Linked DNA regions of Mus musculus: region 1 is linked to region 2. The links are chromatin loops, found by intact Hi-C in ENCODE. Cell type or tissue: heart. All regions are shown on one strand. Links, peaks and the distances in the headings refer to the core of each region. The heading gives the core; the rest is flanking DNA. Region 1 holds the start of Gm51555 (a long non-coding RNA gene). Region 2 overlaps Cdh13 (cadherin 13).

Region 1 (2,809 bases), core at 36-2,535, 110 kb after region 2:
AAAGCCACTCATGTATATGAGGGAGAAGTAGGGTCATTTGAAGAAAGGTAGCAAACTAGCAGGAGGGAGGGGGACGCAGAGGGTGTGGGGCGTGAATGTGGTGTAAGGGTGTGATACAGTCGAATGAAAGTATCTTTGTGAAATCCATCACTAAGTATGATGAATATATACACACACACACTCACACATACACACTCACTCTCACACACTCACTCTCAGACAGACATACTCACACATACACACACACACACACTCACCAGATGGTCTCTTTAAGATAGAGGTTCTGTTTTAAAACCTCTGAGATGGGACCCTAGGCATGGTAGAACTTTCTACACTTGGTTGAACCTCTTCCTGGGAGCCAAGGATTAATGAAAAGCAAAGAATGCCAGGCAGAGAGCGCCCACAAAAATAAATGTTCTAGGATACCCACTGGCTTCATAGACTGAGAGGTCTTATGTACCAACATACTCACCTGAGCTCAATGAATGTCTCTGTTGACAGCTGAGGGTTGTTGATCAACTGGTCATTTTTTGCTACATAAATGTTTTTATATGATCTGTGTTATGTTTTCAATATCTGTATCTCCCCCTAATTGAGGACTCTGGGGAGACGGCTTAGTCAAGTGCTTACCACATAATCATGAGAACCCGAGTCTGAACCCCAGGACCCACATAACAAACAAAAGAGGCATGGTGACATGGTGTTTTAATTCCAGTGTGGGGGAGGCAGATATAGGGGGATGTCAGGAGCTCACTGGGCAGCCAGCCTAGCCTAGTCTGAGAACTACACATTCTAGCAAGAAACTGTCTCAAAAGGAAAGGTGGGCACCTACTGAGAAATGATCCTCTGACCTCCACATACAAGCACACACATGTGAATGTATACATGGACCTGCAACATGAATACAAATATGAGAGAGAGAGAGAGAGAGAGAGAGAGAGAGAGAGAGAATATCTGTACGTTAAATCAAAACCATTCATATTAGGAGGAAGAGGCTGTTGGAAGTAGTTAGATCATGAGAACAGAGCCCCCAAGAATGTGTCTAAAGTTCCAATGGCAGAGGTTCCATAGAGCCCACTTCCTACTCCCCAAGATGAGGGGATCAGAGACAGTCAGGTATATGGATGCAGATCTCATCAGACATAGACCCTGCCAGGGCTTTGGCCTGTGACAGCCCAGCCTTTGAGCTCTTATTTATTGTTTTTTTTTTTAAATTTATTTATTATATATGTAAGTACATTGTAGCTGTTTTCAGACACACCAGAAGAGGGCGTGGGATCTCATTTATAATCCACTCCGTGTTTGCTAAGTTTGTAAACCAAAATGTGTCTCCAATAACACTGGAGCACTTACCCCCTTGGTTGGATCATTTCCCCACAGCTGACCTTACTGTGGGAGACTCCACTTGGAGTCACACGTGGAAACATGATAACTCATGTGTGGCTCGGTAGGGAGCATCCCAGCTGTCACTGTAAGCTGTGTGTCTACCTAGGATCTAGGTGCCCCATCTCAGAGCATTGCATTAAGCCTGAACAGTCATTGAAAATCATTTCCAAGCAAATTTTAAGCATTACTCCTTTAAGAGTGTGGTAATTACTCTCCAATTTTTACCTTCCTCAACTTAGAAGAGGAAGCCACACCCAGGAGAGCATACCTAGGAACCTAGGAACCTAAGAACCTAAGCATACTTAGGCCAGAGCTAAGGTTTGGGCTCTGAGTGGCCGCTGATATGCCTGCAGGTTGGTTCTGAAGAGGATAATCCACCTAGTGTTCTGTCTTCTGGACCTTATCTTCCCATGCCAAAGAACTCAATCATTTAGACAAAGAGTCAAGAGCTCTTGTAGGTACTTTCATTCTGCAGAATCAATATAGACTCAAGATAGAATCTACCTAGTGTTCACATTTTTTAAAGAGCTATCGGGAAATAACTCCCCGAACCACAACTTCATTGCGTATTTGTTAAACCATCACGGTGAACATGCAGTCAGTCCATGCAACCCAATGGCTTCGTCTGTGTCACACAGCAGACATCAGTTGCTAAAACTGACTATAGGTTCAGACTCCTGGCAAACAGTCCAAGACAGCCAGTACTGGATAGTGGCTCCCCACACATTTTTCTCTCCCGGATATGACAGAGGGGCTGTACTTATCTAAGAAAATGATCCCCTGAGATGCTCATATGTGGCCCAGGTGGCATCATTTTCAGGAATATATACATGAGTCACCTTTTGTTCTGAGCTCTAGAACAGGGCCTTAAAGACCTGTCACATGGGCATTTGCCACTGTCTAAACCCAGGTATTGTCCCTGTTATTGGACCATTTCCCCCAAAAGACATGAGTCTATAACTCCTCAGGATCTGTTCGCTCTGACCTTCACTCTCCATGCCCTCGTCCCTCCCCTCTTCCACTGCCTTGTATATAGACTGCCTTTAGGAAGGGACAGACAGCAGGACAGACATTCCCCATCCGACTCCCTACCATAAACTTAATAAGAGAAGGGAAGATAGGAGAGTGAAAAGAACATACATTATAGATCTGTTGGTTCTACAAAAGAATACAAAGCACATGCCTTTATCAACAGAGAAAACAAATGCCTCTCTGTGACAGTTCCTGATGGGCACCTAATGTAATATCTGCCACCACCAGAAAGCGCAAATATCATCTGTAACAGGTCTCTGCCTCCTCAGCCTGGGCCACAGTTTCTCTCTCATTCAATAACTATCGATTGAGTTCAATGGTGTGGATAGCTGGTGGGCAAGACAAACGAGCCTCAGCCTGGGTAACGGATGCATTTTTCAACCCATGAGTG
Region 2 (2,809 bases), core at 62-2,561:
CGCATTCAGCCTCTTGGGGTAGATGGCCCCCAGCACATGCAGACACAGCCATGTCAGAAACCTGGCATGCTTCTGTTACCCGTGGAAGGAGAGGGTGCCATACACCCCAGCTTTCCCCCTTTCCCCAGCCTGCTGCTGGATCCCCTCCAGCCTCATATAATGGTGACTAAATACGTGTCTCAGCAGGGAAGCTCCAGGAGACCTCTCAGCCGCAAAGGCAGAGTCTGTCCTAATACAGCCCGTTATCAAACATCTAAAGCACAAGTTCAGAATTTGTATCAGCCCAAGAATCCTAAGTGGACCTAAAGATCAAAGGATGGAAAGAAAATTCATAAGAAGGATCAACCCGGGGAAAGGTGCATTTCCACCGGAAGATGGCTTATCAGTCTCCCACACTGAGAGCATAGCTCCCAGAGTATGCAGCCTGGAACAGAAAACCTATCCTGTTGCTCCATGAACTACTAAATGTATGGGTTATTGTCTAAGAGGGTTTTACTGCTGTGAACAGACACCATGACCAAGGCAACTCTTATAAGGACGACATTTCACTGGAGCTGGCTTAGAGGTTCAGAGGTTCAGTCCATTATCATCAAGGCGGGAGCATGGCAGCATCCAGGCAGACATGGTGCAGGCAGAGCTGATAGTTTTCCATCTTCACCTAAAGGCTGCTAGTGGAAGACTGACTTCTCAGCAGCTAGGCTGAGGGTCTTAAAGCCCATACCCACAGTGACACACCTACTCCAACAAGGCCACACCTATTCCAATAAGGCCACACCTACTCCAACAAGGCCACACCTATTCCAACAAGGCCACACCTATTCCAACAAGGCCACACCTACTCCAACAAGGCCACACCTACTCCAACAAGGCCACACCTACTCCAACAAGGCCTTACCTATTCCAACAAGGGCATACCTCCTAATGGTGCCACTCCCTGGGCCAAGCATATACAAACCATCACAGTTACTCAAGAGTTCCCATCCTAAAATCAAGAGATCAGCCAAGAGCAGGGCATGGTAGAATAGACCTACAATCTCAGCACCTGGCAGGGAGTGGGGGAGGCAGGAGGATCATTAGAAGTTTGAGGCCAGCCTGGGCGACAGAGCAAAACCCTGTCTCAAAACCAAAAACAAAGAGAGTTGACCAGGAAATGGAATAGATTCCACACACTCCCTCCACCGGGCCACAGAGGGCAGTAGAGACTACAGTGCTGATGAACCCTGCCTCTCTCTCCATTCAGATGATTGAGGGCATTCATCTATTAGTTGAATTACACTGGGTATGCCTCTCTTCCGTCCTGGAACCTGGGCTTCCACTGTAAAAGGGGGGTGTGGGGTGTGCTTACCTCTTTCTCTGGGAGGCTGGGAGGACCAGGAAAAGGACACATGGCACACCAGACAGATAAAGCCACTGTGAGTTAACACCAGGAGGGCAAAACCTTTTGCATCTTTCTCAGATTCTGCATCCCAGAGCTCAAGAGCATTTTTGTTTGTTTGTTTGTTTGTTTGTTTGTTTTTTAAACTGTTAGACCCAGAGAAATGGCTCAACACGTAAAGGCACTGTCACAAAGCTTGGAGAACTAGGATCCCACCCTAAGACATGTGATAGAAGAACCAACTCCTGAAAACTGTCTTTTGAGCAATATATATATATATATATATATATATATATATTTTATATATGTCTTTTGAGCAATATATATATATATACATACACACACATATATATACACACACATACATACATATATATACATACACATACATACATACATTTATATACACATTTATGCATGCACACACACACATACACACACATGCTAAATGCACAAAGTAAATAGTAATACATTGAAATGTTTTATAAAAAAAATTATTCTGTGCCTAGACCTGGATTTGGTAACCACAGGACCCAGCCTGCTGCTGTCTTAGCTGGCTACAGAGTGTGTGAGCCAGGCAAATGGACATTGCAATCAGACACCAACAGATCACCAAGGAAAGACAGGGGCTGAGTTTCTGTACTCTGAGACCATCCCTGGCTTCTCTGTGGAATGGGATGAGAACTCTACTGTAGAGGAGACGGCATGGAGCACTCTGTAGCTATTATTTTTTAAGTCCTAAATCTTTCGGAAACAGATTGCTTTTGTGTCGATGCGGGCTGAGAGGAGTGGGTTTCCACTCTCTACGAGAAAAGACGCAGGCAGAGCGATCAACTTGGAAGAAACTAGAGTCAGGAAAAATTGGTTTGAATTATTCTACGGCTTAGATAAAATACCATAACTGCTTTGGAGTTCTGAGACATGGCGCCGAACAGGCTTCGAATTTACAAGTTGTTTGCAAAGATGTCACAACAGCACTGTTCCACTCAGTCAAAGAGAAATTAAGCCCCCGAGACAATACAACTTGCAAGAGTATTTTCTGAATGAACCAAATGTGTTGCACGTGGCTTGGACCAGACCTAGAAGCAACTCAATGGTTCACCAGTTTCCTGAAGAGCTTGCCTCTGGGGGTGAGGGGGAGAATTTGAAAGGATCTTCATTCCTAGATGCCCCAGGGGAAAGGAAAAGGAATAGAAAAGAAGAAAGTATTTTCTAGAACACAAGTGCAGCTGTTTGTTTGTTTCCGTCTTCACAATGCTGGTGAATGGTAGGAAGCATTTTTTTGTTACACTTATCTCCCTTTTCCTGTCTGGGTAATCTAAGGGGCTTCTAGCAAGGAGGTAGTCGTACTGCCACCCAGCAAAGCCTGGCCACCCAATCCAGCAAATGCTCCGACTTAAGGGCACTCGCTGCTGCCTCGGGCTGTCCCTTTCA

What was found. Hi-C counts contacts between places; a loop is a spot of excess contacts. Peaks named below come from ENCODE experiments on the same cell type or tissue, not always from the same donor. Only the 100,000 strongest peaks of a DNase experiment are listed, where the experiment ranks them.
Region 1: a loop joins it to region 2, with 8 times the contacts of the local background. A loop is called at or near these places in 4 of 42 quality-filtered maps.

Annotation. Positions count from the first base shown.
Region 1 is chr8:118,332,260-118,335,068 of GRCm38, reverse strand. All of the region lies in intron 1 of Cdh13 (cadherin 13), which reads right to left. Gm51555 (a long non-coding RNA gene) reads left to right here and starts at 1,200. Exons shown (of 3, transcript XR_003947471.1): 1 at 1,200-2,809. In heart, for the core only: no CTCF peak of the experiment used is centred there; no DNase peak of the experiment used is centred there.
Region 2 is chr8:118,441,947-118,444,755 of GRCm38, reverse strand. All of the region lies in intron 1 of Cdh13 (cadherin 13), which reads right to left. Among named protein-coding and RNA genes, the nearest start is that of Gm24035, 17 kb to the right of the region's middle. In heart, for the core only: a CTCF peak has its summit at 1,191; a DNase peak (open chromatin) is centred at 1,215.